5 separate regions of the Mus musculus genome follow, and regions 1, 2, 3 and 5 are each linked to region 4. A link is a loop called in an ENCODE intact Hi-C map of the cell type or tissue named here. Cell type or tissue: left cerebral cortex. All regions are shown on one strand.

Region 1 (5,000 bases), 210 kb after region 4:
GTTCTTCCATGGCTTATGCGTCAGTTCCTGACTTCAGGCTCCTGCACTGTTGGGCTTCTTATCCTGACTTCCCCAGATAATGAACCGACTATAACTGTAAGCTGAAATAAACCCTTTACTCCCCAAGTTACTTATGGCCATGGTGTTTAACACAGCAATAGATTCACTAACTAGAACACCCCACTACTGCTATCTTTGCTGATAAGATAGTGTCTGTTCACCGTAGCCAGAGTTGGTAAAGCAAACTCCAGTCATTTCACTTCCCTGCTTAAAATTCCACCAAAGCTTCTCATGTCTTCAGAGTAAAACTCTTGAGTTGTATGACCCATGGTGCTTTGATTTCCACACTCAGCTGTTCCTCAGTTTACAAGGGTCTGCAATCAGATATCTCTGGGCTAGCTTCCATCCCTTGTGTGAGAGCATTGCTTATATATGACCTTATCTAAGCCTAATTGCAGAAATAGTCTATCATCAATACTCTGCCCACATCCCTCTGTAAAATCAGGGTCTGTTTTTTACATGGTTGTATCACAGGTACCTAAACATCTTCTAGGATACATTCAGATAAATTACTAGATTGGGGGGGGGGGTCAGTTCCCCCCCCCGTAAATATTAACATACACATTTCATATGTTAAAGGCAAGTTCTTTGTAGGATTAGTAGTCACTCAAAGAATTCTTGTAACCCCTGAGTTAATCAGGAGGCTTTTATGGAAAGACTGATAGTCTGCAAGTAGAGAACGGCAAGCAGCCAAGCTATACTGTACGTGTTTAGTTAGCCATGTGCTTGGGAGGACTTCAGATCCTAAATGAAGATAAATGAAGACACAGACTTAAGTGAAGTTTCCCAAAACTCATAGAGCCACAGCCTTTGCCTTAAGAATGTGTCCAGGCTGGAGAGAGAGCCCAGTCAGTGTGAAGAGAAGCTGTGCATTATGCCTCCAACTCCAGCTCTGGAGAAGGAGGGAAAACCAAGCAGGTTCCCGAAGCCTGTTGGCCAGCTTCAGGCTCAACAAGTCCCAAAAATAGAAAAAAAGTTTAATGTCCTAAAATAATAAAGGTGGAGAGTAATCAAAGAAAGACTCCTGAAAACAGAGCCATCTAACTAGTACATGCATAACACACACACACACACACACACACACACACACACACACACCCCTTGGAAAAGAAAGAAGACAAAGCAAACAGCTGTGTGCTGACTATTGTCAGCCTAATGCTGAAACTGCCCTGGAGTTGGCTTTCCCTTGCTCTTTACTTGGCTGGACCAGAAGGAAGATGGGGAAGCGGGGAGGGACCAAGTGAATCTAGAGAAGGGCACATTAACAAGATTAGGTGCCACAGGTAGAACCTTGCTCAAAATGGAAAGGTCTGATCGTTTTTAGGTTTGAGAAGGATATTTAGTTCCTAGCTGGCTCTGCCATGCGAAGTTTTGAGACTCGGTGTTTGGTTCTTTCGTGTCTGCCATGTGTCTTGTCTTCCAGCATCCAGTTGTCCAGTTGTAGTGCCTTGTCTTGCCTTGTCTTGCCTTTCCCCTTTCCCCTTTCCCCTTTCCCTTTTCCCCTTTCCCCTTTCCCCTTTCCCCTTTCCCCTTTTCTTCCCTTTCCTTTCCTGAATCGGGACTCCCTCCGCAGCACATGCTCTATGAAGACCATAGTCTAAGTAGTCTATTCTAGTGGATACGAGGATAACAACATACCAACTGTGATCTGTTTTATTTAATAAGTTGAGCACACACATAGCATCATCACCTTTTGCCCTATGGCCTAACTAATTATTTCCAGTTGAAGATTCTAAATTTGGAAATCAAGATACTTGCCCACAGCTGTGGCTGTCAGGGTCAGGTTGTTTCTGAGGGGGCAAAACTTATAATGGTGACTTGTTGGGTGTAAGTGGCCTTTAAGTTTTATTGCTTTGAAAACTTTCTGTAAAAGTATAGATGTATTTCTGATTTGTTTCTCATAATCCTTTCCTGCAAAGGCGGAAGATGGATTAATTATTGTTTCTTGGGCATTTATTTACTTTGATGGCTTTTGACATAAAAGATTAACTTACATTTCACATATTCCTTTTAATACCCTTCACAGCTAGATCAGTAGATTTGCTTTCTTGAGGCAGATGATCTTCCTTAAGCTTCAGAATGTTTAGATTGCTGGCTCAGTGGGAAGGTCCTTAGTGCTGCTTGGTGCTCTGCATCTGAATTGCCAGGCCACACTGCCTTCAGTCCACACTGCCTTCACTCCCCTGCCTCAGTCCACACTGCCTTCACTCCCCTGCCTCAGTCCACACTGCCTTCACTCCCCTGCCTCAGTCCACACTGCCTTCACTCCCCTGCCTCAGTCCACACTGCCTTCACTCCCCTACTACCTCAGTCCACACTGCCTTCACTCCCCTGCCTCAGTCCACACTGCCTTCACTCCCCTACTACCTCAGTCCACACTGCCTTCACTCCCCTACTACCTCAGTCCACACTGCCTTCACTCCCCTGCCTCAGTCCACACTGCCTTCACTCCCCTACCTCAGTCCACACTGCCTTCACTCCCCTGCGTACCTCGTGCTATTCTCAGCACTGAGAATGGAGGTGACATGACTGTCTTCTTGAGCTTGTGTTCAAGAACATGCCTAGTGCTTGAACTAACTTTCTTTTGGACTATACCAAATTCCTTGCAGTCCCTGAAAATGCCTTGCTCCTCACAGCTCCTCTCTACCCGTGTTGTTCCTTTACGTTGTTGTACCTAGCTGACTCCTCAACTGTCTTTAGGACTTACCCACAAAGCCCTGCCTCACTCGCCTCTGAAGCCATCGTACTTCAAATAGGCCACTGTTGGACACCTTGATTTTATATCCAGGGTACAGGTACATAGCCTTCCAGCTTAGAATTTCCATGTTTTAGTTGGGAAAATATAACTTGACTAGGAACTCCCAAGGACGCATGTCTTTCTCCACCCCCAGTAGCTGGAGGCTCCTTCAGAACCCCACCACAAGCCAGCTGAACCCTAAAGCCATGAGTTATCTTGTGGTGCCACCATGTGGTTCAGTCAGGCAGTGCAACTGAATGCTGCAGTATCAAAATAGTCCCTTGTATGCTGCTTATGCTTTCTGAACGAGCAGAACAATGGATGAAAGAACAGTGCAATGCATTCTTCACAAGTGAAAGGCATAGTTACAGACTGGCTCCATCTCGGGAGCTCAGGGCTTCCCAGAACTCCTTGTAGACTGTGTCCTCTGGAAAGGCCTTCTTGGGCTTCCATATAACCAGGAAGCATACAGCAAAAAAGATGAGGAAAGCTGTGCACGTGCATGGTGTTACCTGATGTCAGAGTTTACACAGGTCTGTCCTGCCCTGCTCTTTAGGTAGTGAACAAACAACGTAACAATTGGACCCCACAGTTCAGTTTGTCAACCTGAGACTTCCCCAGTCTGCCTAAATACTGATGAGACAAAGTGGACTAAAGACTTGACAAGACATCTTTCTCATTAAAGAGTGATGTATACTAATAGTTCTAATAAATAAATCCTCAGAAGTCAGAAGTCAGAGTCACTCCAACTGCTGGTGTGCTCTAGTGACTGCTGACTCAGTGGACTTGCCTCCTATAGGTGGGGAAGGTGGAGGACGGCCCCAGGTAGACTGAATAGATGGGTTGCAGGCTCAGCTCCCACAGTAAGGGTGGTAAGCTGTATTCTTTGACTTACACTTGGTAGTGAGAAGAATACAAAATTATGTGTGAAAAAATACACGTGTAAACAAATCCCCAAAGAGATGTGGGGCTGTTCCTTCCAGTCTTTGCAGTAAAGAAATCCAAAGTGTGGAGAGACCTCAGCATTATTTGTAGTGTGAGTTTTTGGTGGTGTTTGTTTGTTTGTTTGTTTGTTTGTTTGTTTGTTTGTTTCATTTTAGCCACATATTGAACTGTTACTTTTTCTTAAATAGCAATGCCAGCGGACTTCACCCCTTCTTTTCACCCTTGTGAGAGGAACAACGGTTTGGTGGGCTACTGTACACCTGGATCTTTTGTTTCACAGGAGGACCTCTCTCATCATGACTCCCAGAACTTATTATAACGAGGGTTCTTTGTGTTCCATGTTGTGTCATGGCCAAAATACAGGGGGCATATGCAGTAGAGAACATCACATTTGTGAAATGCCTGGAAAAGCTCATGTTTCGATTCACCACCACATCTGTCCTGTCAGGTGACTTCTCGTCACCCAGGCTGTTGTCTTATTTTCTTTTCATCTCTTCCCCAAACAGAAGAGGGCAAAAAAGATATGGTCCCATCTTAACATTAGCAGTTTATAAAACTTCAGGAGCAGGACGTTAAAACACCGGGGAAGAGAAGTGGTGACCAAAGGCCAGGAAAGTGGATTTTCATCTGTGAAGGACTAAAGCTCATAGAACAAGTGTAATTCCTCAGGCGTGGTGGCGCAGAGTTGTCCCAGTGAGACATTAGAAACCTCACGCTGCTTGACTGCACAGCAGAGTCCCTCTTGACCTGGATAGGAAGGACATCCTGAGCCTCAGCCCCTCAGGTTTCTGCCATTCCTTTCCTTTTAAAGATTCAGAAATGCTGGCTTGTGTTTTGTTTCATTTTATCCCGGCCTCCAATTCTATTTTACCCATAGGTCATCACTGTATTGCAGTTCATGTTTTTGGTATTATATGTTCTGTGAAGTTGGCTTTAGATAGCATGTCTCTCCCACTGCTCTAAAGATGTGAACTCCAGATATCATGAGGATGCTTCTGCTATCATCAGCAGTCAGGCAGGTATCACACTCAGTTTTGTAGCCTTCCTAATCAATGGCATGTGTTGTCTTTTCTCTTTTTGTATGTGGTGGATTCTAGAGTGTCATGCCATACCTTGTAGCTACAAAACTGGCAAAAATACAGAAGCCGACTTTGGATAAGCCCTCTGCAGAGACATTTGTGAAGTCTGCAATTAAAACAGTAGGTTTGCAGACCCGAACCACTGGATATGTGATCCACTCTCTCATGGTATGTACATT
Region 2 (5,000 bases), 190 kb after region 4:
TAGAAGCATCTCATTATGGGTCCTGAGTTCTTCCCTCCCAACCTAGTGGCTGCAGATAAAACAGAAGGATAGCTCCTTACTCAAAGCTGTTGCTTCCAGTTCTCAGTTGATATGCAGAAATTATTTTTATGCCTTTTTACCTCCTGAGTTTTGTAAACTATGATTTCAGTTCCTTGAACTAGCCACATATTATATAGAGAGGTCTCTTAAAGCATTATGAATTTGTAAAACTCTCCTGCTTTGAGTGTTCAGGTTTTGTTTCTTTGCTTGTTTGGGGGTAAATATAAAGAGTTTTAATCATCATTACAGCCTAATCTTAAGAGCTTTTACAGTACCCCAAGAAGATCACAAATGAAACATTTTAAAATAATGAAAGAATTATCCAAAAACTTATGTATGGTTAGTTAAAATGGATGACCTCAAAATTTATTGCTGTTCTTGGCTCAAAATTGTGGGACATACCCTGCTTAAGGGAAGCATTGAAGACTCGGTTGTGCTACATCCTAAAAGGATAGTGGGAACACGAGTGTCCCTTCAGAAGTCTCTGATGTCCCATGTGTGGGATGACACACACACACACACACACACACACACACACACACACACACACCTACCTACCTTCATTCCAAGTTAAGAAAGTAATAACATATAATGTAGATCTTCATTTAACATACTGACTTCAGAAAAAAAGAACCTAGCTCAGAGTCCCACTGCCATAGGAAGGCCTGAAACTAGAACTGTGGTGAGTGCGTCCCACAGTGGCCTTACATCACTGGGTATGAATTAAACAGCTGCTGTTTGCCTCTGGAAAGACAAAGCTTGGGAAATAAATTAGCAAAGTTGAAATTAGTATTAACTTGAAGAGGAGAGAGAGGTAACTGTTGGAAAGATAGACTGTGACATTACCTTTACTTTGACTTGGTTTCATCACATTGAATTTGAAGCCCAGAACTGTAAAATATTTAACCTATTGCTTGTGGAATTCTCTTTTTGGGGAGAAGAGTGAACATGGGTCAGTCTTTATCAGCATAAATGGTTAATCTTACTAGTTAGAATTTTTGGTTAAAAGGTTGGGCAGTGGCCTATACCTGCTTAATATGGGCAAAAACCCTCAAGGTTCATGCCCAACACTGCAAAACAAACAAAAAGAATATTGATTATATCCTATAACAGAGATACAATCACAAGTTAAAGTCAAAATGGGTCAGTTAGTCAGGGTGCTGAGGGGAGCAGGGCTGAGGGTACTACACAGTGACTCCTTTATCAGTAAGTATCCTCCCCTTATCCCTCCTGCCACCCTACAGTATATCACGTTCCCCTTGGGGTCAAACAAAGGCTCCTTCTCTCTACTACATTCTGCCTACAAAGAAGAGGGAAAACATAAGCTGTTTTCCTCTTCTCGAGTCCACAACCAAGACATTGTATGTCCTACTTCTTATAAACTAGATAGTTGTAGGCCATGTGCAGTTGTCAGAGAAATTGTAATACATTTTTTTTTTATGGGAGGTACCAAGAATGGGAAAAAGGTTGTGTGCTCTAGACCTTCATCTGCAAGGAAAGAGCAAATGCTGGAGGACAGCTGGCTGCCTGCTTCGTCACCCTATGAGGATGAGTTATGTAAAAATACAGATGTGTGTAAAGAGGAGGGATGCGATGCGGGAAGCTTCACCCTATGCTTGCTCTTACAGTTTCTCCTTTTTATCTGGGCCAGAAGATTTGGTCGAATCTTTACTTCTACTGAAGTACTTCCCCGAAACTCTGAGGATATTCTTTTACTTTGAAATTGGAGATGTGTCAGCCCACACTGTTTTACTGATACGGTGACAACTTACACTGACAAGTGCATGCACCACCTTGGACTCAGACATCCACATCGCACACTTTGCTGCAGAAAGTCTTCATGATCTTTTGCTTCTGAATATTTCCATCAAAAACAATCTTTTATCAAAATGCTATCATTTTAATTGGTGGTTGATAGTATTCAAAATAAAAGGCTTAGAATGTCTATACTTAGCAAGCATTTCAACTTCTTGTGTTGTTTAGAGAGCCGAAACAAGCTGAACCAAGACTTGTTTAACTGAGGTCTTCTTGACAAAGATTGCACTTCTAACTTGTCTTGAAGAATAGTATCTCCCAAGAGTTTCGTGGCCGCCTGTGTTGACATCGTGTCTTTGGCCGGTGATTATGAAGTTGCTAAATTCCACACATCACCTTTCATGGTCGGTCACTAGAGGCCACAGATGGTTTCGGTGTGTTTTGCTCATAACTGTGGACCTCAGAAGAAATGAATGCACTTGGCATTTACTCACATCTCACCTGCTGGCATCCTCTTCCCCCGAAGCCTTCAGAAAAGATGACTTGAGTCCTTAAGATGAGATCACTTACATCAGCTTGGTAGGCAGGATGCTGTTACGGGTGATAACGTTCCGACTTTTCTGGGAAGGACTGAAGAGATGCCCACTTCCCATAGAGCCCTAGTTATTTGAAGGCGCCCATGCCAGCCTTACTTTTCAGGCAAGGCTAATCTTAGCCACGTTCACTTTGCCACAGCATTCTCTTAATGAACTCCTAACACGGTATAAGATAAGCCTCTCTCTATAGAATGGTGGCTGGCTTCGTGAGTTCCTTTTCTTTGGCATGTGTGGGTGTCTTTCACTCTTTTGTGGCTTGTGTCCTCAGCCATCACTAATGTTTTGTTTTCTCTTTTGCAGGTGACACGCTTGGTGCTGCCTGGCATGGTAGAAAGGTGAGTCACACGCTCACACACAAACACCGTGCTTGCAGAGCTCATTATTATTTATAGGGAGAATCCTTTCTTTGAGAATTTCATTAAAGTGACTAATGAGCCTAACTCTCTGTCTTAGCACCAGGCGAGTCACACAGTGGAGCATGAGTCATTGGTGGCGGAGGCCTTTTCCACTAGACTTTTTTATTTCCCTCTCTAGGGTTGTGGTGGTTCCTTTAGATCAGGATTAAAAAGCCAGCCTGAGTCACCATCACTAACTCAATTGCCTGCTATTCTGAGGGGGTGGATAGAGTTCCTGGGATATTCCTAGGAATGCCTCCTTAAAGCTATAGCTACTTAGAGCCTAATTCGGTAGAATGTCCTGAAACTATATACCTTCCTCTGGTGTTCTCATTCTTGCTGGGGGAATGGATACATGAGAGGCTAATCATGATGTGAAGTGACCAACTGTCAAACTAACTCTAGGAGGAAAGGGCCAGTTGGAATTGGGTGCAGTAGAATACCCCAAATGTCTTCATTTTATTGAGAAATTTGTGGTTGCGTTTCTACATGTGAGACAGCACTGAGTGTAAAATATAACTAAACTTCTCAGTCTCCTTCTCAGAAGAATCTAGATATTGCTTAGGCCTTCAAAGAAAACCTGCCAAAGAGAGTTGGGTTTGAATGTTGGACCAATTTGTTACTTTAATTTCAAGCTCCATCAAAGCTTTGATAGAGGAGGAATCAAATATCCACTTCTGTTAACAGACCGGGAGGAATGCAGTTTATGCTACTGACTCCACCTATATGTTCTGCTTCATTCTAGCATGTGGCTGTGAGGGAATGGGGCTCAGAAGTCCATTTTTTTGATCATGTACAATAATTGGGAAACTTTTTCAGCAAAATTAGTTGTAGTTGTATTTTACATGTATTGATTTGTATATTCTAGTTGCCTTATTTTAGTAAAGTTTCCCTTTAAAGCCTTCAAGTGGAGTATTGACTGGGGCAGGGTATGCGCCGATGATAGGACATGAAATTGGCAGTGGGCAAGCCAGTGGTCATGCCAGAACTCTAGAACCAGGACAGAGTAGAGTCCAATAAGGATGATATTTGGGTCACTGTCTTAATCTGAGTTTTGACATCTGCAAATGGTGTTATAAAGAAATCTTTGGACTTGGGGTAGGTGTTCAGTATTACATCATTTGCCTAGCAAGCCATGTATTCCATCTTCACCAATTAAACAAAACAAGGCCATCAAAATTGTAAGCCATAGAAGTATTATGAAAGAATTTTTTTTTAAGTTTGTTGGTGAAAACTATGTAAAAGGAAATGATGGCGATGAACTCATTTCCAGGAGCAAAAAGTATTGGATTCATAGAATGCTTGGCCCAGTGCACTGGGTTAGTTGAAAGTAGCCCCATCCCCCCACCCCACCCCACCCCACCCCACCCCACCCCACCCCTTTAGCTTAGTGAGATGAGATGCTGTGAAGTGCATGGTGCAGAGGTAGAGCTAGAGACCTATGGCCATCGCTAGACCCAGCAGCAGCACCCGGTCAGAGCTGACACTGGGTATGAAGGAATAGTGTGAAGGGGAATTCATGCTTATCCAGCAGAACCCAGCTTGGAGAATCCACATGAGTTCAGTCCTTGTGGTTCAAGAAATTAAGTTGGGTTGAGAAATGACCTGGTAGAAAGCCATCAGAAGCTGTGGAAAGCTAGAGTCATAGAAAAATGGGGGTTGGGCGGAGGCTTACTAAGGACTAGTTAGACATGTATGTAGAGTTTATTAATCAGTACTTTGTATTAGAACGGGCATCTATGTCCAATGGAGCTTTAGGAGTTATTAGGTATATTCGTCAAGGTGTGCTAACTACACTAATAGATTAATCCCTACCTACATGGCTTATCAGGTTAAAGATTTATTTTCCCCTTTTTTCTCCACCTTGTCCTTGAGGAATCTCAGGCTCCCTCCATCTATGGGCTCTGGCATAAATCTTTAAGGTCTTATCTTAAGAAAGAGTTTTTCACCCAGCTAACAGGTAAAGGAAGAGAATCAGAATAATGTTAGGGGAGGCTTCATGGGTCAGCTCTGGAAGGAGTGTATATCACATTCTGCTGTCCAGAACTCCACCTGTAATAAGCTGCAACTTACTGCAAAGGAGAGCAGCAGTGTTAGTTGTTTGCCAGAAGGAAGGAAAAGCTCCAGGTGAACAGATGTCCAGAAGTGGTCTCCCTTACACCTGTAAGTGGCTTCACTCTAGCCACTCTCGACA
Region 3 (5,000 bases), 200 kb after region 4:
TTTGCCTTAGGAAAAAAGATACCAATATAAAGATGATGTAGCTAATGTTAGCCACTTCTAACTTTAAATTTTCTTTAATTTTGAAATTTTATTTTGATCATCAAGATGTTGGTGTGTTTCACTACTTTGGAAAGTGTGTATTCTGTTTTATAAACAACTGATTAGACTCCTGTGATAGCCATGAAGCAGAGGGCCCAGACTTCCCTTTGGTTACAGTAGGCATCTCTCAGAAAGGCTGGCAGATGGAAAGATGGCCATAGAGTGCTGTGTCTTTTCAGATTTATTTCTAAAATAACTCATATGCCATTTAGTCATGTTTCCTGGTCTGTGTTCTTTCTCCTTCCCTAAATAGTGAAAAACAAACAACAAAACAGGACTTAGGAACCAAAATCCAGAAGGAGAATGACAACAGACTGTGCAGAAGGAGACGAGGTTGAGGAGTGACCCAGGGGTGCCTGGGCCAGATTTTAGTATTTGGGAAGGAGGGCTGTGCTGGGGTGTAGGTCAGTAGTAGAGCACTTGCCTGGTGTAAGACCCTGCACTCCATTCCCAGTGCTGTTAAAACAGAAAAAGTGATAGTGTGTCTTGAGAAGCATGAACTCGAGAGAACAAGGAGGTACCTAGTTTTCTAAAGTCATAATTCCACACCCTGCTGAACCTCTGTATGCTTGCTAAAACTTAGGTGTTTACTGCATTGCTTTTCACAAACTGATTTTTATTTATTTCTGGTACTTCCCTGAGTTCAGTAATCTCTAAAAGTCACAGGAAAAAGTTGAACTTTGTTTTTTGGCAGTCTAATAGTTAATGAAGTACAGACTGGTGTAATTTTCAAGTCATTTCTTTCCCCAAATCCACACAACCCAGGGAAGTTATAAGGATGGTACCCCATTGCTATGAAGGTTTATGAAAGACTTGACTGCATGTGAACAAAGGTGGGCTCTGGTGTCTAGAGGCTCAGGACTGTGTTAAGAGGGAAGTGTTTACACACACTGTTGGAGTGGACAGCGGGATGATGAGTCAGAGCAGACGTGTCTATGTGGGGGGGGGGGGTTCTTCAGCTTTTGCTCTGCAGACATTGACTGCAGTGCCTTGCACATATGAGGCAAGCATTATATGAGGCAAGCATTCTACCTCTGAAATATATCCCCACCATCTACATAGGGATTTCTGATGTTGTGGCCACAGAGGAACCTAGAAAGTACAGAGACAACTAAAGGAGACTAGCTAGCTGATCCAGTCATGCATTGGATTACTAAGACTGGAAAATGAGCTCATCGTAAAGAAGAGCTATTTTTAGTTCATTGAATTACGCTTCATTCACCGGCCAGACATACCAACTGCTCATGAGAAGCAGGGAGATGCGTGTTAGATCAGCTGCCCTGTTGCTCTGTTTCCATCTTGACTGCATTTCACAAGCAATGTGCATATAATTTCCCTCAGTTTGTGTGATGTGTTTTCAATTCCAGATCTAAAGGGGTGATTCTCAACATCTCCTCAGCCAGTGGCATGCTCCCAGTTCCATTGTTGACAATCTACTCTGCAACCAAGGTGACTAACGAACACTGCAGTAAATTATGTCAACATAAGACGGGGAGCTGATTTTCAGTCTGGGTGTTAACTTTGTTGAAATGCTATACTTGGTAGTTTGTATCCAACTGAGGGGGCAGGTAGGTGACCCACATGGGTTTCTGGAGTGTCACAGATGGAAATAGATTTACAAGTGGAGTGCCAGTGTGTCACAGCCACGGATGGTCTGATTTTTGGTCCCTGGTAGTTTATTGATTTTAACAGGGACACTAATGCTTTCCATAGAAACCTAGCCTCAGCCAGTCCACCCAGTTGGTTAGAATCTGATACTAATGAGCCTAAGGTGGGACTGTCGGTAACATAAACATGGCCTTCACATAGCCAGGAGGTACATCCTGGCAGTACCACAGCCATGCTCAGCAGACAAGAAAGAGATCTATGGAGAGTGAATGTCTGCCACCTTATCTAGAATTCCCGAACACTGTCATGTCTAGAGTGTGACAGGAATTTCCCAGAACTCTATGTCATCATACAACACCGTTACTCACATCTTCACATTACTGCTAGGATAGTAATTCAGACTGAATCTTCTCCTGTCTGTGGGCCAGTCACTCCAAGTTCAGTTACTTCACTGAGGCGTGGAAATATTTCTGAGGAATGACCATTTTAGTTATTGAAATTAAGCAAGCCTTTATGGAAAAATAAGTAAATCGTAATGCATAATAGGATCATATAGTATGTCTGAGAAGGAAAAGTGCAAAATACAACTTTTCACTGAGAAAACTCAGTACTTACTGTCTTCCAAGTCCTGCACAGCCCCACAGCCCTCTGATCTACCTGCTTTCTTAGTGGCTGAAACACACTGTCAGCATGTTTAATCAACATCTTGTGCTAGAATTCCAGTATCTGGAAATCTCCATGGCGGTCCTGCCAGTGGAGACCTTCCATTGGGGTGTCATTGAACTTGGCCTTTTAAGCCTGATACAAGGCTGCATGGTTTCCAGGCAGTTTACAGTTTCGTTATCAGATGGACTCTCACCCTCACTTCTCAGACCCAGCTCACAGGACCCAGCAGCAAAACAGAGCTGCACAGAATTCACTCTGGGTCTCTCTTGGAGTGGCAAATAGAAAGTGAAATTAAATCCTTTGTTACATAATAAAAGAATTTTTTTTTCTTTCCTTTGGAAAATAATTTGGAGGAGGCTTTTCTCATTAAGTCAAAAATTGGCAAATGTTATTTTTGGTAAGATAATGTCATTTGTAGCAGAAAAACCTCCTGAGGTTTTAAAGTGTTTTTTATCTCTTCTGCATTTGAAATGAAAGGAATGACTAGAAACAGTAGTGTTAAATGGTTAATTTATTATTTTGTTGTTTCCATGGCTACACTCTAGGCAGACTGATGTAATAGATGTATTTTCTTTCTCACCCCCACCTCCCTCCCAGGCCTTTGTAGATTTCTTCTCTCAGTGCCTCCATGAGGAGTATAAGAGCAAGGGCATCTTTGTGCAGGTAAGTGGAGTTTGTTTCAGTTAAGTATCCCTGGTTTTGTGTGGTTTCCACAGCAACAGTCGCTGTCTTGGCAACGAAAGAAAATCGCATTCCTCAGTAAGCGATTGTGACGTGAGCACTCCCTTAGAGACATGGTTTCTTTCCCCTCCTGCTCTTAGGTCTAGATTTTTAAAAATTAGCCTCTCTAATTTTTAACTAGGTTACCTGAACTAGAACTAAATGTAAACAGTTGAAGCATCATTATTGTAAATGTTCATAGTTTATTTTAAGACAGTCTGACTCTTTAAAATTGTGGTAGAAAAATACATAACAGAACTTAGATTGTCGATTATCTGCATGCAGCTCAGGGGCATGAGTGTACTCACCGTTGCACAGTCACTGCTACCATTCTTCTGGGAGTTTCCTTCACCTCCCCAAACTGAAACTGAGCACCATTAAATGCTAACTTTCCCTTCTCTTTCCCCAGCCCCTGGCAGTGACCATTCTGTTTTCTGTCTCCCCACAGTTGCCTGTTCTTAGTCCATCCTGTGAATAGAATCATTCAATGTTTGGTCTGTGATCAGATCACTTAGTATAGTATCTTAGGCTCTTTTGGCACAATGTGGGGATTAGGGTTCAGACAGTTAACCCATTTTCCCAGGCTGATCCGAGACTCAAATCTAGGTCCGTTTGCTATTAGAACACTTGCTCCTATCCCTAGGCTACTGAACTCACTGTGCTCAGGAAATAATGAAGCCAAAAGTACCAGGCTGTTCGTGACCACTCTAGTCTATACATGGAGATAATCAAGATGGGGCTAAGGGTTATCTAGCTGTATTTTCTAAGTCTTTTCATTTTTAATAGTATTGGAGCTAAGTCACTTACCACAAGGAAGGGTAAGGTAAGTGTTCCCTCATCTTTAGGGTCCACGAAAAGCCTGCTTCTTCCAAGCCCTTTCCTTTGCTTACTTCCTAGGAGTATCTACTGACCACTTACTTGAAATTGTTTAATTTTCAGCTCCCTGTATATATAGGCTACATGTGGGGAGACAGGGTTTTGTAGAATCTTGTATTTTATGCCTATGATACCAGGAATCCCCCTTAGATTGGATTTTGGTAACAAGGAAGCCAGGTAACACTGGTAGGAGGTAAGGCTCCTGTGCCACTCAGTGTTACACTGTTGTCTTTCTGGTAAATCTGTTATTATGCCCCAGTGTGGTTCAGCGGGCACTCTAAAGTCCACTGGAAGGTACCCGGGAGGCTTTGGCTGGAAACTGCCTGTGTTTCAGTGCCATGAAGTAGCTAGCGTTGCTGTGTGAACACAGACAGCAGTCCTGGTAGTATCCAAGCCTGTCCCTTCTCTCATTTGCACAGCCTGTTTTCCTCAAAGGTAGTTTTCTTGGATTCTCTGCCTGATATTAACCTGATATGACTAGAAACCACCCCAAAGCACATTAGTATTTGCCTTCTGAAATATGTTATTTTGATGAGCTTGTACCGTTTACATCAGTAAATTTTAAATTATTTAATTTCATCCATCATTGTCTTCATTACTAAGATTCACTTGAGGTCTAAACTTAGAATGAATTACTAAGAAAAGGAAAATTCATATTTATGAAGAAAAACGTGGCTGTCCCACTGTGAAAATAAATCCCCGGATACTGAGTAGAGCAGAGAGCCCATGTTAAGCTGAAACGTAGCTGCTTTTCTCTGGGTGGTGTTTCTGTCTTCTAGGTTACGGACTGGGGGATTGAGTGCCTTGCTGCACCTTCTATTCCATCCCATGTTTCTTGGGTCATCTCGTTAACACACAGATCAAGTGACCTCGTTAACACAGAGATCGGTACTGCTGGCGTCTCTCACTGGCTATACCTGAAGCTTAGTATTGAATTCAGACCCCACAAGGCATCAGTGCTCTTGCTACTTATTTATGTTGAGGCTAGAGCAAACTGTGGAATGTCCTCTGTGTTCTCTGCCCTGTGAAGT
Region 4 (5,000 bases):
TCTAAACTTAAACAGAAACCTTGGAATACAGCTTACAAAGGTTCTGAGGGCCTGGGGAGGGTATAATAGCCTGAGTCTCATGACCCTTCTTTTCCAGACCATGTAGCCCAAATCCTCTTGGTGACCTCTGGATAATTGTTTATCAGCATCCAACACAAGCGCAGTAAAGGAAATCTGATAGTTAGGGTTATGAAAGGAAATGGTTCGTGCCCGAAATATCTGTGTGTAGCCTCTGACTTCCTAATTTTTCCCATTCTGAAGCAAAGATCATTCCAGAGAGATCCAGTGCTGTGTGCACCTGAGGAGGGGAATCTGTGTGTCATTTGTGCAGATCTTCCCATTTGTAAGAATTCCTTCCATCTCCATCGATCAAGAAACCCTTTGTTATGCTGAGGTGTGGCATATCTTCTGAAACCACCCCATTCAGGCACACACTCTGATACACAGATTATCATGAAACAAGGGCTATTCCGACTGGTTTGAAAATAATGCCCATCATTGAGCTCATTTTTGTGGGTCATTCTTTTAAGAAGAAAAAAAACCTGCTGGTATTTAAGAGTAAAGGTTCTGGCTTTAAATAGGCCTGATAATGTAGCTAGAGACAGCACCTGCAGCCTTTGTTGAATTTCTTCTGCCTCATATGGAGGGAAAGTTGCATATTCACCAATAGCCTGCTATTTGTAGGGGTGGATTCCCTCTTTAGAAGCAAGGAGGAAAAGTGCAAAAGCAAGCTCGGGTCCTCCCCTCTAGGCATTCCCATCACCAGCATCCCAAAGAGCTGCTGGTCATTGGTGAAAGTGTGTGCCGGTGTGTGTGTGTGTGTGTGTGTGTGTGTGTGTGTGTGTGTGTGTGTGTGTGTGTTTTGCGCACGAGAGGTCAATTTCAGGCTTATCTGTCCCTGTACTGTGTCTGCCTGACTCTCTGTAACTCAGATCCTTGCTCTCTGGGAAGCAGTAGCTAGATGATTCCGTGGGAGACCAAGCAGGATGCGTGGGCGCAGGAAAAAGAAGAGGAGAAAGAAAGGGGAGGGGGAAGGGATCTCGAGAGCTGGAGAGAGGCGGGGGAGCCGTGAATCTGTTATTTGCGTCACTCGAAGAGCCGGGGCTATCTGGCCAACAAACTGAGAATTAATCCGAGTTATAGCCGTAGCCTGCTCGGTTACTGTGGCCAGATGCGAAAGGGCGGGGAAGGCACACACTCAGGAGTCTGTGCACCGAGTTTGCAATGAGCTGTTGGGTGTTTGGGGAGGGGGTAGTCCAGATCGGCACGCCCCTCGGGGGCCCTCAGCACGGTCTGTGCCTCTTTTGCTGATGGCCAGCCCAAGCCTGGGGTGGCGCCCACCTCGGCTGCCTCGCCTGCTCAGTGGCTGCGCTGAACACAAAGCACTGTCTCTGAGCAGAAGCCTCTTCTAGATTGAACCAGACCCACCAAAGAGGAGAATCTGCACGTGACGTCAGCAGCTGATGACTGACGCAGGCAGGCAAAGGAGACTCGAGGCGGCTGCTCCGCGCTGTCTTCATGAGTCTATTTTCTCCATCCTCCTCATAGTGAAATACTAGAACGCAACACACACACACACACACACACACACACACACACACGTGCAGCTTTTAAAATTTACATTCCCAAAGGCGGTGTGTTGCAAACACCAAGAGATTTTGCAAAGCGAGTATGGAGAATGTGGGAAGGGTATGGATGAATCTCCCCCCCCCCCCATTTGGGGATGTCCATCGAGGGTAGCATTAGACTCTTGAGCTTTTCAGGGAAGCTTTTCTGGGGAAAGGGGCTAATAATCCCCACTCCGGTTTCCCCAACATGTAGGAAATCTGGTCAATGGAGACCTGCAGCTCTAAGGATACAACCACTCCAATGCCTTCAGCCTGAGAGACTGTGTGGCGCTTGCAACAGGCAGAGGCATGAGAGTTAATATGAGGGAGGGAGAACAGAAGAAATACTTGGGTATTTTTCTGTTTTGAAAAACACCTGAAGCAATGCGAGAGGGTCTAGTGATGCAGAAACAAGTGAGGAGGGGGCGCTTGGTGCACATTTAATGTTTTGGACTCAACGTTCCAGCGAAATGCCTTTTTTTGTGTGCAGGTTTTTTCAGTACTTGCTAAAAATAGCATCTGGGTTTGATCGTGTTCCAGAAATAGACCGAGGGCTGTACTGGGATAAAAAGCCAGCGAGGGTGGAAGAAAACCTGGACACCACCACATTCCTCCTCCCTACCCCCATGTCTGGAAATTAATTGTTGGATTTTTCCTTTCCTCTCTCCTTTCTTTACCCCCTCCCCCATGTTTCTTTCTCTTAAGGAGTTCCCGCTTGGGTAAGTAATATTATGTCATGTGCATGCCGCAGACTGTAAGTACAAGCCGATGCTTACTTTGTGCATGCTCAGGATGCATCCTTGGCTGCCTTTTTGCCCTTTGCTAAGTGGGAGAATGAGACTGAGGGGGGTGGGGGAGGGTGTAACTCTGTGTGTGTGTGGATGTGTGTATATAATGAATTGGGGGCTGCATGCAAAGGAACCGAGAAGGAATTCTTGCAGAGTTGGGAATCACCCTGACAAATTTGAATCAATAGCAGCTGCAACGCACTCCCTCGTTATGAGTCGGCGCTGTTGAGCTGGGTTCTCTCTACTGCCCTCTCCCCTCCGTATTTTCTCTGTCTTAAAGGGTGGCCCGACACAATTTAATGGCCCATTTCAATGCGAGATTAATGGAGACTGTGGAATGTAAACCAGAATTGCATGGGATAAAGGGAATAAAAAGAGAGGGTGTGATCATCGGCACCTAGACAGTGGTCCTGACTGATCCAGCCCTTGGTAGCTGTCCACGGATATAGGTGCTGAAAATTCCTTGGTCCGCAGCAAGTTCAGTTCTGAGCGCCAGGGGGCAGGATTGGCTCCAGCAGAAGCTAGCCCCGCCCTGGATGCAAAACAAGATCCGGAATGGAGGGGGTTAAGGATGTTCAAAGGGGATAGTCGTGACTTCGGTGAGAGCTTTGGGAAAAGGAGGGGTGAGTGGGAAGGGAAGGGAAAAAAAATTAAAGGAGAGGGAGCAAAGTGTTAGATTCAAGGATGAGCTAAGGCCGTGCGCTCCAGGAACCCAAGACCAAAGTCGGAGGCTCACCATCTTCTCCTGCAGAGGCTGGCAACTGTCTGGGTCTCCAGCCTCAGGCTCCACCACCTTCCCGCCAGTGGATTTGAAATATTTCTCCCTGATGATGATTCTCAAAATAAGAGGCTATAGGTTGCTTTATTTCGACCCTGATCCCCTCCCACTTCGTGCCCTCTCACACACCCACATTCTGCAATTCCTGGGAGGGGTTTAAGGGCATATGTTATGTCACTTACTATTCCCACGTCCTTTGCATCCTAGTTACAGAATCTCTAAATCACTTACTGGAATGGGAGTATCACAAGCCAAAGGACCGGAGTTCCTGGTGCTATCTATGCAGAGACTCCAGGCTTTCCTCTAAGGCAATGTTACAAACCACTATCAGGAGGAAATAGGGAGGATTGTTCTCAAGGTTGACAAATGTTAATGGGAAGACCACCAGCTCCCTATGGGTGAGTTGTGAATGAGATTCATTGCAATCAGCTTCAGATACTTGGGCAAAACCTTAGCCAGACAGGTGAGAAAAGAGAATGTCATGGTGCGGGGGGGGGGGGCAGGTAACACACACAGAAACATTCATACTGATTAACGCCTCGGAGCAGGGTAATAGTGCATCTTTAAACTGACCCACAAGAGTACACGATGGGGAAAACAAAGCACTCTTGCAGTCTGTAATAAGGTTACGTGCACACAGGAACATCGAGATCTTTGAGGAGGGGGGCACAGGATAGCGAGAGGAGACTAGCTAGCTCTTCTATCTACCTGGAAGCGGCCCGCCTTGAGTGAGGGACCTGCACAGGGCAACCGGATTGCAGTCCCTGGAGGGAAAAGAGGGTGGTGAGTCGAGTTAATTTTAGCTCAGAAGCGGTCCCTTCCTGGGCAGATTTCCTCGCTGAGGCTGAGGCTGAGGCTGAGACTTCAACTCCTAATAGTAACAAGGGCTGTTCCTGAGGTGCAGAATTACCAAATAACGCTGCAACCCACACTTTGTCTTGACAACCCAAGTTTAAAGCAAAGCTGCTGCTAGTAGTCTCATGTCCCACCCCTAGGCTTCCTCTTCATTCAAGGGGTAGATATGCCAGTTCCCTTTCCCAAGCCTCGCCCCTCTCAGCCCCACAAGTTGTGGTGTTTACAAATTCTGCCTCATTTGCAAAGGAAATTGCCAGGAGAGGAAGGGGGCAATAAGGCACCTGCAACACGTGGAGCCGTGGCAGTGGGGTTTCCGAGAGTCATAAAGTGGGGGGGGGGGCACTCCGTGTCCTTATGTCCCTCCAGCCCTCTGCCCTTGCGGTTTTCACTGCCTGGCACAATGCACAAGTTTACCCCCCCCCCCCCAACTGGATCCTATTAAATAATTCAATGGTAGCGGTGCAATTTTGGTTGGAACCAGCACGGATTCCCAAGTCGTGACTGCAAAAAGTGAGTAATGCGCGCTGGCTGCGTCATGGCTCTAGTCACACTTCATTCCGAACTGAGAAGGAATCGTGACTTCGCCTGGAGACGTCCCCTACATGGAGTTGGGGGGGTGCAAACCAGGGGTGAACGGGGGTGGGGGGAAGACCTATCCAATGAAAACCTCTGCCAGGGGGTGTTGCATTTGAACTCCACTGCGCGCAGTGCTGCTGTCCCCTCTCTGCCCGTTGCACACCCGCCCCTCTCCGGGCCAGCGCTCTCTGCCGCGCTGGCTTGCCTCTCCGGCTCCCCAACGAGTCCTCAACAAGTTGGAGGGAGGCAGGAGCGCACGGGTTAAACTCGGGAAGCTGCAATTATCAAGATCGTGACCCTCCCACACAGTACAGTAACTTATATACTTACCTGGAAGAGCCCGCTTTGCCGCTGGGCAAACACCCATGGGGGTTGGGGAGGGGCAGGAGGGGAGCG
Region 5 (5,000 bases), 67 kb after region 4:
CATAAACAATTGGTTTAATCTGCCGAAAACCTCCACTTCGTGTGTGTGGCCCCTTTTCAGGTTTGGGCGATTGTGTTTGTTACAACAGTGATGTGGGTAAGGATAGATAGATTCATTCTTGAGCAGATTGTAATATCAGCAACACATTCTACTTCTATGAATACTTTTATTAGCATGGTTTATATGCACGATGATATAACTTACATGCACTGAAAGCAGATGTTTAAAAGCAAGTAGCATAAAAAATGCAGTTTCAACATCTAAACAGATAGTTTAAAATTCTGTTACCTATTATTTGGAATTAGAACAAGGACATGGCCACAGAAATTACACATAGAATCTTCTTTAACTATGCAGGGATGCATATCTTAGGCAAATACCCAGCTCCACATTTGAGAAAAGAAATGTTTCTTTGTTTCTCTACAATTGGTAGCTATGAATAGATATCTGGTAATTTCAAATATATTAATAGTGCTAGATGTAAATACTTTGAAAATAATTTAGTAAAGAGCTTAAGTTAAAAAAAACACACTTTAAAATTCATGTAGTAAATTAGAATTTAAAAACATGGGTAGAAAATAGTAACTTTCTTGACATGAAGTTAAATAATTCATTTCCACAAAAAATTATTCTCTTCCTATAAAGATATTTTTATTAACACCAAATATATAGTTTAAGGCTTACTTTAATTACTTAGACAAGATATGTTGGGCTAAATTAATTTTCAAAAAATGTTAAATGGGAAAAAATTAGAAAGTTTTTTCTATTGTAATTCTTATATAAATTTCTTTTCTATACTAACATTAATTTTTTATTGTAACAGTTAAAATAAAAGAAAATATGACTGACTTAATAGAAACAATGTTTTCATAACTCTGATAGGAAAGTTAGAAGCTTGGAGATATATATACATATATATATGATCAGTTTCATTTCTTCATTGTTCCTGAGCCCTTCTTATAAATCAAATATTTAACAGCAAGAGGATAATATATAAAATATGCATCAATTGTTTATGTTTGATAGTTATTTAAAATAGGGAGAAAATGAAACTTTGTCTGGTTAAATGCTAACTAAAGTGCCAAATGAAAATTAGAAAGATCTAACACAATATAACAACCTAAAAATTTAAAGACACACATGTTTATAATTTTTGTATCTTAGTATGTAGTGTAGCACTTGTTATTTATGAAAGTACAAATTGAAGTAAGTAAAAAGTAAAAGATAGTTAAGGATTTCTCTCATTGTACCTTCCTAGATGTGAAACATAGTAATAAACTAACTGGAACATTAGGTAAGGAATTATTTAAAATAGAATTTGGAGAATTGTACTGTATAATATATAGAAGTATCTATATAGGAAGGCTTTGGTGTGGGTGTATGTGTGTATTAGGATTTCTGAGTTTTGTGATCTAAAATGAATGAAATCTTTTGAATATCCTTTCAAATTGCAAAAGTCTTCTGTGGAAAAAGTGGACATTGTGTACATTTGACTTTATATTAGGGACTAGGAAAAACAGCAAGTATTTTAGAAGAATACTAGTTGTTATTTTAGTGCACGCATCAAACTCCAAACAACTGTTTTGCCCCTTAGTCAGTTACCTGTCTGAGCATGTCAGTTTGTATATGTATATCACGGACTTTTTAAGCCATATTGATGATACAATCATCTCTAAAAATGAATTGTTAATCTTTACTGAAATTATGGCCAAAATATTTGAAGGAAATGCATTTAAAACTCTTATTTTTAATTAAATTGAAACAGACTTTGAAAGAGTTCATTCATGAGTAAAGTATGCAATTATGCAGTTTCCTGAAAGAATAAATTCTCAGCATAGTTTGTAAAATATTATAAGAATGTTTATTTGTTGTTTGTTGACATTCTTAAGTCAGGAAAAAATTGGCATTATATGCTGTTGTTATTGATAGTCTTTCTGTTTAAAAAGGGAAGTGTTTGTTAGCACATGAGGTTTTTTTTCTTCCTAAAATTTTAGCTTGAAATTGAAAATGTATATTGTTCACAATTAATTTTTCTTACTAAGGCTCACTTGAAGTTACATGAAGTTTTTAAGTCAATGTATTTGAAAATTTTTGTTTTATTAAATGGAGAGACGTAGAACATTGTAACAGTTACAGGATGGTCTTTCTCTTGATTCCCAGAAAAAATTTAAATGTATTTTAAATTAATAGTGTTGAGTACAAATTTCTCTGAACTATGATAACTTAGAAAAATGAGAGAAAATTGTAAAAATTAAAGGGAAAATTAATTGAACCTAAATGTATCCTTGCAATGGTGTATATTTGACTGTGTGACATCTCTGGAGATTAACAAAAAGTACTCTGCCAGGGATAATGTTCTGTGAAGCTAAGCTGATTTATATGATAAGGGAAAGAGTCCAGATAGCGTAACTGTAGTTGTTTGTTAAAAATTCCGAAGTTAGTTTCTGATTGTGATGGTTGAAAGTAGGTGCAACAGTTTGGTTTCAGGGCGAGAAAGGGTACAGGGCTTGTCAGCCCTATAGCCATAACAGGGTTAACAGCGGGGCCGCCCGCTGCACTCTGGGAGTTGTAGTCCGCGTGCATTGTGGGAGTTGTCGTAAAAAATCCGCTCTTTTTTTGCTGTCATGGCCGCCTCCGAAAGGGCGATAAGAAGTTTTCTGCTTTCTGAGGGTCTTGGGGGACTGTCTGATCTGTTAGAAGGCTACCAGCAGACCCTTGGGGTGGCAGAGACCCTGGCATTCTTGTCCCGGGCGTGGACAAGAGGCCTGAGAGGGTCCATGCTGGACTTGCAGTGTTTCCATGAGCCAGGAGGCCTGTGACTGCTTGTGGGGTCGCAGGCGGCCACATCCTGGTGGTCTGCCCTTCTGCCTTTGACCTGTCTGTCAGTATGGCCTGTGCCTGGGTGTCTGGAGTGTGCTCTCTGCTCTTATGGTTTGTGTTCTGCTCCGTCCTCTTGTCTTACACACTCTGGAATCGTGGTTGCGCAGGACCCGAGTGTTGCTGGGCCTTTTATTCTGGGGGTAGTGGGGCTTAGGAGAGAGCCAAAATTTTAGCAAGCGTGTTTATGTGGGTGTTGCCTGTCTGCTTTGGGGTGTAAGAACTTGCATGAGTTCTCGGCATGGGTGCGGACACGTATTTGATTGTCTTTTGCTTGTACTGAACTTTGACCTTGTTTGCAAATTTTGTTTGTCCAGCTTGTGGCTGTCTCCTGTTAGCGTGGTTTGTTCTTAAACCTGTACAAGTGTCTCCGGGAGTGGGTTTTGAGTTGTTTGTGGGTAGGTATATGGACAAAGCTGAAGTGAAAGCTGGTGGCAGGATCACAAGTACCTTTATCTTTAGGGAGCAAAGCTCTTTGACTTTCCTGGTGCTGAGAAGTTATTTAGATTCTTTTGGGGGAACCCAGGTTTGTTGTTACCCATGTTACATTTGGCTCACAGTGTTCCTCTGCAAGTTAAGGATCTTTGATACTGGCTCTTGGGAACACCTGAGGCAGAATGGATTACTGTGAATCTCAGGGTATTAAGATAATATAGTTGCTGAGCATGTCAGCACCTGTCTTACCTGTCCATACAGAATTAGGTCTCTGTGTTACTGCCAGTGTGTACTCTTAGGTACATTCTGTCTATTTCCATAATCTGGAGTTATCCACCCTGAGGTATGATTGCTTTTGCAATAAGGTTTTGGGACCCCAATACCAATTTTTAGTTTTAAAGGGAATCATGTGACAAGACTTACAGGGAAAGGGTTAAAAGGTTGCATTGTGATTGGTATTTTCTTACATGTAAAACTGTTGCTTTGTTTTTGTATATTGTTTAAGAATGCTTTGATGTGTGTGGTGAGGAGGGTTTCTCTAATTTTTTCATCTTTACAGTTGCTTTCCTCCTGACCGCTTAAATGTAATAGAAAGATCCGGCTAGAATTGTATGTGCAATTCTGTTTCAAGTGACTTCAGTCTCCTATCCATAGACTCAGTGCTTGTTGGATTGCTAGTCAGCTTCCTCCCCTTTGTCCTCCTCTGTTACTTAACTCACTTGCCCGTCGAGTGAAGATTGAGAAATGTCATTTTAAAATAATCAATACTGCCTGAATGCACTAATGCTGGCAAACTGATGTCGTATCTGGGAAGGCAGAATGTCAAGAGTAGCTGGGTTTGCCGGGGCATTCCAAACTATCACAAGCACAGTGTTAATTTGCTTTGAAAGAAGTTGCAGTTACCTGCAGCTTGCTAAAGAATGCATTAGGAAGCCTTCCGAAGGTGCTTTGGGAAGGGCAAGGTCCTGACTTCAGTAAAGCTGGGGATGAATTTAATCTTTGTGTCTGGATACTTACGTAAGTAGATAACATTTCCCTGTGAAGCAGTGAGGTTTTTATACCCCAGAATCCTGGCATTTCGTCCCCAGGGCCTCTGTTAGGTACTTTCCACGGTGTGCATTCCAGTTTTGGAACTGCTGGGAAATGTTTTCTGTGTTATTCACTAGTAGCAGGATTAATGGCTTCAGAAAAGAAAATATTGTAAGACCTACTTATATTTTCTGTTTAAAGTTCTTAAGGCTGTACACACTTGCTTGGAATTAAAAGTTTCACATGGCTTCACCAAAATTTCTTTTAGTGTGAAATAACACCAAAGATTAATATATTTAGTTACGTTTTTACCTGTGTGTGGAGGTGAGGTGGGGGTGGGTGTTCGTTTAGAGCAGAGTTAGGACGACCTGTGGATGTTAGTTCTCTCCTTCCATCATATGGGTCCCAGGGTTCAAACTCAGGTTATCAGAATTGGTAGCAAACATCTTCACCCAATGAACTATCAGCGCCCTCAAAGGGTAATTTTCCTAACCAATATCTTATAAATATAAGCTTTAGAAAAGTCTACTGTTTTTTCAAAAAAGAAATCCAGGATCTGAAGAAATAGCTTAGCAGCTAGGAACACTGGCTGCTCTCCCAGAAAACACGAGTACTTGAGTTTGGTTCTGAGCATGACCAGTGGACAGCTTGTAACTCCA

Evidence for each region. Hi-C counts contacts between places; a loop is a spot of excess contacts. Peaks named below come from ENCODE experiments on the same cell type or tissue, not always from the same donor. Only the 100,000 strongest peaks of a DNase experiment are listed, where the experiment ranks them.
Region 1: a loop joins it to region 4, with 3 times the contacts of the local background. A loop is called at or near these places in 21 of 42 quality-filtered maps.
Region 2: it touches region 4 in a loop (6-fold over the local background); 21 of 42 quality-filtered maps call a loop at or near these places.
Region 3: a loop joins it to region 4, with 3 times the contacts of the local background. A loop is called at or near these places in 24 of 42 quality-filtered maps.
Region 5: it touches region 4 in a loop (3-fold over the local background); 6 of 42 quality-filtered maps call a loop at or near these places.

Annotation. Positions count from the first base shown.
Region 1 is chr2:94,033,916-94,038,915 of GRCm38, reverse strand. It overlaps Hsd17b12 (hydroxysteroid (17-beta) dehydrogenase 12), which reads left to right. Exons shown (of 11, transcript NM_019657.4): 10 at 4,840-4,989. Among named protein-coding and RNA genes, the nearest start is that of Alkbh3, 26 kb to the right of the region's middle. In left cerebral cortex, a CTCF peak has its summit at 3,037 (motif pointing left); a DNase peak (open chromatin) is centred at 3,029.
Region 2 is chr2:94,050,000-94,054,999 of GRCm38, reverse strand. Hsd17b12 (hydroxysteroid (17-beta) dehydrogenase 12) reads left to right here. Exons shown (of 11, transcript NM_019657.4): 7 at 2,712-2,746. Among named protein-coding and RNA genes, the nearest start is that of Alkbh3, 42 kb to the right of the region's middle. In left cerebral cortex, no CTCF peak of the experiment used is centred here; a DNase peak (open chromatin) is centred at 2,919.
Region 3 is chr2:94,041,909-94,046,908 of GRCm38, reverse strand. Hsd17b12 (hydroxysteroid (17-beta) dehydrogenase 12) reads left to right here. Exons shown (of 11, transcript NM_019657.4): 8 at 1,467-1,548; 9 at 2,971-3,036. Among named protein-coding and RNA genes, the nearest start is that of Alkbh3, 34 kb to the right of the region's middle. In left cerebral cortex, no CTCF peak of the experiment used is centred here; DNase peaks (open chromatin) are centred at 1,377, 2,554 and 3,079.
Region 4 is chr2:94,243,390-94,248,389 of GRCm38, reverse strand. It overlaps Mir670hg (a long non-coding RNA gene), which reads left to right. Exons shown (of 8, transcript XR_003953878.1): 2 at 1-1,689; 3 at 2,313-5,000. Among named protein-coding and RNA genes, the nearest start is that of Mir129-2, 4.4 kb to the right of the region's middle. In left cerebral cortex, CTCF peaks have their summits at 2,656 and 2,858 (motif pointing right); DNase peaks (open chromatin) are centred at 2,133, 2,909, 4,059, 4,565 and 2 more places; H3K4me3 peaks cover 3,932 bases; H3K27ac peaks cover 3,701 bases.
Region 5 is chr2:94,176,534-94,181,533 of GRCm38, reverse strand. The region is part of intron 6 of Mir670hg (a long non-coding RNA gene); the gene reads left to right. Among named protein-coding and RNA genes, the nearest start is that of Gm39885, 21 kb to the right of the region's middle. In left cerebral cortex, no CTCF peak of the experiment used is centred here; a DNase peak (open chromatin) is centred at 2,569; H3K4me3 peaks cover 1,455 bases; H3K27ac peaks cover 517 bases.